Regions from separate parts of the Homo sapiens genome. Here region 1 is linked to region 2. Evidence: chromatin loops called from intact Hi-C (ENCODE). Cell type or tissue: sigmoid colon. All regions are shown on one strand.

Region 1 (5,000 bases), 440 kb before region 2:
GGACTACAGGTGCCCGCCACTGCGCCTGGCTAATTTTTTTTTTTTGTATTTTTAGTAGAGACGGGGTTTCACCGTGTTAGCCAGGATGGTCTCCATCTCCTGACCTCGTGATCCACCCGCCTCGGCCTCCCAAAGTGTTGGGATTACAGGCGTGAGCCACCGTGCCCGGCCGGTAATGTTTTTAAAAAATTTTAGTAGAGCCGAGGTCTCACTATGTTGCCCAGGCTGGTCTTGAACTGCTGAGCTCAAGCAATCCTCATTCCTTCTGCCTCCCATAGTGCTGGGATTACCAGGCAACCACACCTGGCCAAAAATATCTTTAGACAATATAGGAACACAGATTTTATTTTTACCCTTTTTAATCCCCTTGCTCCTATTTGAGATATCATATCTCATTCTTAAATGTGCCTTGGATTTCCCCGTATCTTTTTGAATCTCAGTGATTCAATTCTAATATTTTGTCCTTGTAATCTTGTACCTGGGTTAATGCACCAGCCTCCGCTGGTAGAGGGAGCCACAAGTGCAGAGATCTGAGATAGGACCTGGCAAAGAGCCTAGTAAGGCTGGGAGAGGGAGCAGAGAGTGATGGGGATGGGCTTAGACAGTGATAAGAAATGAGTGAGAGGCGAAGGAGAGGCCAGAGCCTCAGGGTCTTATCAGTACAGGGGGAGGACTTTGGCTTTCCTCTGAGAGAGAAGGAAAATCACAAGCCAGGGAACCTTGAGCCAATGAGTGTCATGATCTGGCTTGTGTCTTTAAAGGACTACTTTGGCTTCTGTGTTGAAATTAAGAGAATAAGAAGCAGAGAGACCAGAGAAGATGAGACTGCTTCCATCATCCAGGGAGAGCCTATGGCACCAACCTCCAGAATGGTGGCAATGGAGGTGATGAGATGTGTTCGGACTCTGGATATAGTTTGAAAGCAAAGCTGGCAGAATTTGCTGGCAGATTAGATAGGAAGTGTAAGAGGAAAAGAGAAGACAAGATGACTCCAGGGATTTAGACCTGAGCAATGAGAGGAATTGAGCTGCCAATTTATATATATCAATAATATATGTGATGAATATATATGATGTATACAATATATTTATGATTTTTCTCACTTAAAGCACAATTGAAACAATCAAAAATTAACTTTGAGGTAGGCTAAGTGGTTGACCCAAGGTTGTCTTGCTAAGAAGGGACAAGCTTGGCCTTGAGCACTGCTCAGTGTAACCACTGAACCTGTACTCTTTAAGCTATGGCACATCAGCTCCTACACATACCTTTAGTTTTTGGTCAGCAAAAGTCCTATATGATGTTTTGACTTTCGAGAATTGACTTCTAATGCACGGATTTTATATGCCTGAGGACATTTTATAGACCTAATCAGGTATGCAGAATCCAGGTTGCCAGCTCTAGTCCAGAACTCCAGAACTCCAGGTCTCCCATCTTGCAAATGTGACTACATGTAATGCTTTGACAAATAGTAAAGAAACGCATTTTAACATCTGGTTTGACATCTGCAAAGAATGATTCCTTTTAAAATACAACTAACAGGGTTAAAACTTATTTGGAGACTTAAGGAACATAAAATCATAGCTTCAAAGTCGATTATATCATGATGGTATTATTTGCATTTGTTTTCTTTTGGCCACGTGGAAAATTTTCATCATAGACTGGGGTCTAATACTTATTCAGTAAGGAGTGTTTTTCCATGGCTGAAAAATACAAATTTGGTCCTAGAGGTCGTAGATGTGAGTTCTAAAATATTTTATTTATATCATATTTTCAAACTTTCTTTGCATCAAAAGAAATACTAGTTGAAACACTTCTCAAGTAAAACGGATTATACTTGCTGAAAGCATTACTGGTTTTTATTTAAGTTGCTGATTTTTTAATAAAGGGTCTGACCTTGAGGACAGCTGCCAGTTGGCAGAAAGCACAGAGGAGATGAGAAGAGAGTCTGGGGCCAAAATAAACACCCGAGTCTGACAGTTGTGTCCCATGGACTCTTTCATGTGTCTGTAAGACATTCAGGGTCTTGGATTTGAACATTCCTTCATAAAGGCTCACCCTCAGCAAACTCTCTGCTCTTCCAGTTTCATTGGCAGTCTAAAAACCTGGCAGCATCCTTGGGTTCTGCTTGTTAAGACTTGTGAAATACTATGGACTTGGGCTGCAACCTTCAGCTGAATTTAGATGTAGGAAATTAGCAATTACAAAGTGTTCTTTCTGCCAAAAATCACATGCTGCTGCGATTACCTTACTCTGTGATGAAACAGGTCATTTTAATCCTTTGTAGTAGGTGGAACATTATGTACTTAACCAACCAAAAGGAAAAAACTTCTTAACTCAAGGGAGATATTTTCAGCAACCACATGTAGGCTTATGCACATAATAGGAAAAGTAATCCTTTTCCCCCCAGGTAAAATCTTTTAAAGTAATTTTGAAATGCAATTGGCAAAACCCTCTTCACTTTAATAAAATACTTTGTAAATGTGCCAAAGTTTAATACCAACAGACCACACGAAACTAGGTTTCCAACAGCCAACTGAAGAGATGTGATGTCTAATTAGGAAATTGTGTTTTACCTGACCTTTAAGTTTTTGCCTCAATTATCTTTTCTCATTGGTGAGTTATGCATGGCTGGGGTGACACAAGGTTGTTCATTTTTTTGTGATGTTGATTAGCGTGGGTGATTGCTATGATTAGTGAATCCAAGAATTCTATAGCTGAATGAGATCACAAACATTAGCTAGTTCAACTTTCATATTTTACAGATGAAGAAACTAAGTCGCAAAGGATGAACTCACTTGCCCTCGGTCATTGGTCCCGTTGGTGACAGTTAGGTCTGGAATTCAGTTTTCCCATCTCACTGTCTTGAGTAGAAGGAAAAGGCCCAGTGTTCTATGTCATTTGGATGTTGGTGTCTTCCCTTCTGCTGGTAAGGATTATCTAAACCTTTGGAGGAAGCACTAGGGGAAGGGTAGTGTCAAAGGCAAGTAGATTTTATACAGTAAAAGTACTATTTGATTTTTTTTCTTGTTTTAATATTTGTTTTTTTTTCCCCTTCCGTTTGTTTTATGTTGAAAATTCCCCATGATGATACCTCTACCTACTCAGCTACTCAAGCCAAAAACCAAAAGCCATCACCCCATCCACTAGATCACCAACTCTTAACCACTCTGCTGCCTAAATAGCTCTCAGGTCCTGCTTCCCTTTCCATTCTCACCAACACTACCTTCATGCAGCCCTTGTTATCTCCCACTGAAATACTGCAGTAATCTTTTTATTGGTCTTCCTCACTTCCAATGTCTTATTTCTTAGTAGCAAAAACTGCCAGTTGTCCTCCACTTTCATTTTTTCTCCTCCCAGTTTACCTTGGGTTTGGGTGTGACCATGTGACTAAGTGCTGACCAACGGGAGGTAGGTTGAAAAGTCATGCGGCACTTTCTGAGGATCTTCTCAGAAAGACCATTGGCAGGCACAGTTTGCCCTCATTTGCTTTGTCCTTGCTTAAGCTTGCTGCATGGACTGTGGATGCCCTCCTAGACATTAGATTGGGGCTGACATGACAACCAACAATATAGGAAGGGGCTGAGTCTCTGATACGATGGTGAACTGGATCTCTGGACTAGCTTTTTAAGTGGTGAGTTACTGTCAGTCAAGCCAATCCTAACACTTAGTGTATAGCTGATGACCTAAATTCCACAACATCTTGGAGGTTATATTTCTAAAACACAAACTCCTTGACAAACCACATAGCATGCCCTTTGTGACCTGACTTAAGACTTCTCTGTAGCTTCATCTCTCTTCAGGCTTCCCCTTGTGATTAAAGATCCAGCAGCACTGAACCACATGTAGTTCACTTAACCCATTGTAAGCTCTGGCTTTTGCCCATCCTGTTTCTCTCAGCTGGAAAGTTTCTATTCAACCTCTTAAAACCATCTTGGATGGCTCCTTCTTCTGTGATGTCATTTCTTAACACACTGAACTCTAATAGAGTGAATTTATCTCTCCTCTATGTGATTTTCACCTGTTCTTGCTTCTATTATTGCCCCTGTACTCTATGTTGTCTGTACCTATGTCTTCTTTCCTGGATTATTTTCTGTGTCAGTTCGTTCTATTATTGCTATAAAGAAATACTGGAGGCTGGGTAATTTATAAGGAAAAGAGGTCTAATTGGCTCACTGTTCTGCAAGCTGTGCAGGAAGCATGGTGCCAGTATCTGCTCTGCTTCCAGGGAGGCCTCAGGGAGCTTTTGCTCACAGCAGAAAGGGAAGCAGGAGCAGGCACGTCATATGGCGAGAGCAGAAGCAAGAGAGAGGTGGGAGGGTGCTACACACTTTTAAGCAACCAGATCTTGTGAGAACTCACTCACTCTTGTGAGGACTCACTCAATCTTGTGAGGACTCACTCTTGTGAGGACAGCACCAACCGGATGGTGCTAAACCATTCATGAGAAATCTGCCCCCCATGATCCAATCACCTCCCAATGGGCCCTGCCTTCAACACTGGGGATTACATCCCAAAAAGAGATTTGGAGAGGGCATCCAACTATATCAACTACGAATCCATTGAAGAAGAAATCACTATTTTTTTCTTCTTTCTTCCTTTTTAATGGTTAAGGGAGGGCATATTGCCTAGGCCCTCAATAATTGTTTGTTGAACTGAAGTAATATGAATTAAATTCAGAGGGTATTTTAGGAAAGAAGATCAGAAACAAAAAAGCTAGGTGAATATCAGTACATTTTTTAAAAAAATTAACTCACTTATGTATAATTGGCAACATCCTTGGGCCCTAATTATTAATATTTACCAGGCACCATGGTCTTGGGCAGCAAATTTGTTTAGTTATAACTTGTCAAGCTGTTTCATACTAAGAATCAGAAGTTCTTCTAAGGTACGTAGTTAGGCTACTGGTATTAAGGAAAAAAGAAAATAAAAGAACTGGCCATGTCTCAGAGATAGTAAATGTGAAGTGTGGGTGTATAAAAGTTAATTACTGATTATACTAA
Region 2 (5,000 bases):
TATTTTTTATTTTTTGAGATGGAGTCTCGCTTTGTTGCTCAGGTTGGAGTGCAGTGGCGTGATCTCAGCTCACTGCAACCTCCACCTCCCGGGTTCAAGTGACTTTCCTGCCTCAGCCTCCCAAGTAGCTAGGATTACAGGCACACACCACCATGCCCGGCTAATTTTTATATTTTTAGTTGGGACAGGGTTTCACCATGTTGCCCAGGCTGGTCTTGAACTCTTGACCTCAAGTGATCCGCCCACCTCGGCCCCCCAAAGTGCTGGGATTATAGGCGTAATATTAATTTTAAAAGGCAGCTAATAAGGAGTGTGAGTGAGATTGTGAAGAATAAGAACTCTCATACACTGTTGGTGGGAATGTAAAATATTACAGCTACCTTGAAAAACAGTCTGGCAGTTCTTGAAAATGTTACACATAGAGTTATCATATGACCCAGCAATTCTGCTCCTAATTACATACCCAAGTGAAGTTAAAATATATGTCCATGCAAAAAGTTGTACATGAATGTTCATAGCAGCATTATTCATAATAGCCAAAAATAGAAACAACCCAAATGATCTGAATTAATAGATGTGATATAACAATACAATGAAATATTATTTGGCAATAAAAAAATGAAATACAGATATTTACTACAATATGGATGATTCTTGACCACATGTATGATTTTATTTATATGAAATATCCAGAGTAGGCAAATCCATAGAGACTGAAAGGAAGTAAATGATCGCCTATGGCTGGGGATTTGATGGGAAATGGGCAGTGAATGCTAATAGGTATGTGGGTTATTTTTTGGGTAATGAGAATGTCCCAAAAGTAACTGGTGATAGTTCCATAATTTTGTGAATATATTTAAACTATCAAGCTGTATGCCTTAAAGTGAATTGTATGGCATGTTAATGATATCTCAGTAAAGCTGTTGTTTAAACAAACAAACAGAAGCTGGATAGCACCGATAATTCACCATGGGTATGATTTAGGCAAGAAAGACACTGAAGGGTCAGCAGGCCCTCACTTAAGAGTTGGCCTGACTATAAAAATATTGGCAGATGAATGGGTATTTATCTGGTTAAAGTTAAGTGTACAAAATGCTTTCATGTTTTCATGATTCACTGCTTTAACCTGCTTTTATGATTAACCAGCCAGTTACCAGTCTCAACTGTGCTAAGAGACTTCTGCTGTGTGGTTGTGGCCTTGGAGCTGAGAATTTCCTGGAGATTAGATTGGAAAGTTACTAATCATTAAGCCATTGATAAGATTAAACATTTATTAAGCACCTATTATGTGTTAGGCACATCAACATGTAGTTTCAGTTGTTGAAGCCATGAGTGTTACTTTGGTCACCTAGGGAGAGAGGGGATAGAATGAGAAGCATAGAGGACTGAGCCAGAAATTCAATAATGTTAGCCTGAAAAAGAACAGCCCAGAAGATGACAGAGGGGAATGACCAGATGGGTGGGAGAAGCCATGGAAAACGGGATGTAGAAGTCAGGACAAAGGAGTGGCTGTGAGGAACGTCAGCTGTGCAGATGCTCTGGGGACATCAAAGATGGTGCAAGGAAATAGGAAACAGTATGAAGAAAGCCCATGCAGCATCGGGGTCTTGGTGAACCTGTTGGAACTATGTCATTGGTAAAGCAGGGGACAGATTATAGTTGATTTGGGAATAATGTGGATGAATTATAATTAAAAGAATTTGAGACTGTATAAATTTAATTTGTGTGTTTTAAAAGTGTTTCACTCAGAACTTCATTTTCTTTCCCTGTACTCTTTGGAAGTATAGGTGATTTTATTTTCTAAAAGCCTTTTTCATTTTCTGAATATCTTTTAATGAGCGTACTTTTCCTATGTAGTTAGAGAAAAAAGTTGTTAGGTATCAAAAGATATGATGATGTGTGATAACCTTATTTGCCAGTGTGTTGGAATGTGAGACAATGAATTCTAACCAAGTATTTCACAAAGAAATTGCTAAGGACTTCTACTAGGCTGCTAAGTACCTTTTCTTTGGGATTTCCTTTGGTGCTACATGGAATAAATACTGTGCTTTGGAAGGTTGTAATTTCTTGGTAATCATAAATGTCTACATGTTCCTTGGCCACGTACATGAAATTATTAAAAACCACTCTAACCTTTGAATTTTACTTCTTGCAGCTACGGTAAGTGACAATAAATAGAATTGGGCCCTCTTAACTAACAGAATTGAAACAAAAGAGGTTGAAACTTTTGGTTGTCAGCTCCTTCTTGTATTATATGTAAGGAGGGGTGAATGAGGAAGAGTGTACTGGGTATATTTTGTATAAGGTGCTATGATGAATTAAAGGTCTCTTTATTATATGTAAGGAGGGATGAATGAGGAAGAGTATTTGCTGAGTATATTTTGTACAAGGCACTAGGATAGATTAAAGATCTCTTTCTCTCCAATTCTATTGTAAAAGTATATGTTGAATTCTGGAGGAACCCTGGCTAATTTGCTTTTTTAAAAAAAGCCAAATTTGGTGCACGATACTTAGGTTTGACATGCAAAACTAATTGAAAAAAGCCGTATAAAATTTTACTGCAGTGTTAGTTGAAGAATGTCCAGGAGTGGTTGTGTTTATGATAACAGTAAGAATTCTGGAAACCTCTTCCAGTTTTCTCCATTATCCCTCATTAGCATGGTGCTATTCCACAAGTCTCTCTTCTACCAGGGAACTGCATCCTGTCCCTCGCCCCTCAGTGATTTTTCTCATGTCTATCATGTAGATCACTTTAGCCTCTCAGGCTGTTTGCAGCTCTCCTCTTCTCCATTACCAGCATGTCTGCATTAGGGAGAGGTGTGGGGCAGGTCTAGCCTCACATATGTTTTAGCTGGGGAAAGAAGAACATTGACAACCCATGTTATTTTTTATTGTATTCCTTTAACAAATACACAGTAAGTGACAGTGCTTCAGAAGCCCTGCTTTTTAATCTGTCTGGGGAAGGGTGACCTCTGGTGGCTAAAACCATAAGCCCCAATTTCAAGAAACAAAAAGATTTCTTTTTACTGTTGTTTACATTATATTCATATGTTTATGTTTTGTCACTTTTTATAATGTACTATATATTCATTAGAAGTAAATCAGTGTCTTCTGCCACCGTGTTTAAATGCGGCATCTTCTGTTAATCATCAGCTGTGCTCTGTACTCATGATTGGCCTTAATTTGAGATCCAAAATATTTCCTTAACAGATTATTTTTTGTTCTGAGGAACAAGATCATTTCCTTGGCACTCTTTTGTTATTAAAACTTAAAACTTCTCTGTTGGTTTAAATGTTGACCATTATTATTATAACAGAAAAACAGTTTTACCCACTGGTTAAAGGAAAAAAAAATCAATCTCAAACTATGACGTCCGAGTTATACTCCTGGCTACTATTTATCTTTGAATCAGCCATCTAACCAACATTTAATTGGCTTGCTTCCTCAGAGATATTTATTCTTAACTTGTTTAGTCTGCCAGTAAATGACCACCAAATCGTCAGTTTTGTTTTTATTACAGTCTTTGCTGGTTTGCTTATTTGTGCATCACTTTATTTAAAAAGAGTTTAGGGCAACTAATTTATTTTTTGTAAAAATAAATTTTGAAATAAAATGTGGCAAAAAGATAAAGTATCTTTCTCTTGGGATTTTGATTATGATACCGTATGTCTAAATTGTCTCAAAGTTGATTTCAGTTCATTTGTTTTCTAGTATATAATTGATAAACATTATAGTGACTTGTATTAATTACACTTAGTGATAAAATAATTCTTAGTAGGTTTTTTTCCCCCCATGATCCAAATAATGTTTTATTCAGGAGAAAATAAAAACTCATTTTATTCAAAAGCCTTGGTTTTTAAGTATTTTCTGTGACAGTGTAAATCTTCCTTCTTTCTCATGGTTTATAAGCCCAGGTAGAGGGGCTACAAGAAGCAGAAACAAATTCATTCCATGTAATTGTGCTTGTTTTCAATGAAAGTTCTGCAGGGCTCTGTAGGATGACTTTTTAAAACCACTTGTCCGGATAAGATGGATTCTATTCCTTTTATTCCGGTATTGGGTTTTTGTCTATCACACATGGAAATGTTTTTACAGCCTGTGATGCTCTGCAGTGCTGTTACTAATGCCATAGTAAAAATGCTGAGATGTTGCAGTGCAACAGAAATTCCCACTTAGAAATACATGTTAGTCAAGTGAATAATATTTAACTTCTTTCTTTTCAAACCAAATAGACATCCCCGAAGTTATCTTTTTTTTTTTTCCTAAACTTAGATTTTAGTAGATAAGCAGCCCAGATTAACTTCTGGAACAAAGTTAGGACTTAAAAAGTATTTCCTCACCCATACTGTACCAGACAAGTGCCTGGTTTTGGGGCTAGGTAAATAAATATTTTAGGCTTTGCAGGCAATATGGTCCCTGTTGTTACTACTCAACTTCATTGTAGCACATGAGCAGCCATAGACAGTACGTAAATGAATGAACCCGACTGTTTTCAATTCAACTTTATTTACAAACCAGGTAGCGGGCCATAACTTGCAGACCCCTTCAAGATGGTCAGGAACAGTGAGTTGAAGCAGTAGGAAATATGATATTTCTTCTTAAATATGTCTGCAGCTTTTACTGCTGCAGCTTTCAGTATAAATGAAGACTCTTTACAGTTACGTAATGCCTGAGACAACAATCAAATAAGCTTTATTTTACAACTAGTAACTTGGTGCCAAATTTAACTTGTAGACTCCCCCTGCCCCATTTTTTTTTGAGGTATTATGAGGGTTTGTGATACTCTGCCAGTACATTGGGTTAGATTTCTGGATTACTTTGATTTTGCCAATTGTCAAACCTTTAAAATTCCAACACCCCAAGATGCTAGATTGTTTCAGTATTTTTTTTTCTAAACACTGCCATTTAACTTGGATTCTCAAAGTATATTTTGGCTCATCGTTACACGTGAGACCCATCCATCCTCATCATGATGGTGTGAAATCAGTGTAGAGTTCTTG

Evidence for each region. Peaks named below come from ENCODE experiments on the same cell type or tissue, not always from the same donor. Only the 100,000 strongest peaks of a DNase experiment are listed, where the experiment ranks them.
Region 1: it touches region 2 in a loop (2.8-fold over the local background); 16 of 110 quality-filtered maps call a loop at or near these places.

The regions. Positions count from the first base shown.
Region 1 is chr12:25,583,156-25,588,155 of GRCh38, forward strand. It overlaps a transcript of LMNTD1 not described here. Among named protein-coding and RNA genes, the nearest start is that of LMNTD1, 32 kb to the left of the region's middle. In sigmoid colon, no CTCF peak of the experiment used is centred here; a DNase peak (open chromatin) is centred at 2,126.
Region 2 is chr12:26,026,439-26,031,438 of GRCh38, forward strand. The region is part of intron 2 of RASSF8 (Ras association domain family member 8); the gene reads left to right. Among named protein-coding and RNA genes, the nearest start is that of RASSF8-AS1, 69 kb to the left of the region's middle. In sigmoid colon, a CTCF peak has its summit at 2,981 (motif pointing left); no DNase peak of the experiment used is centred here.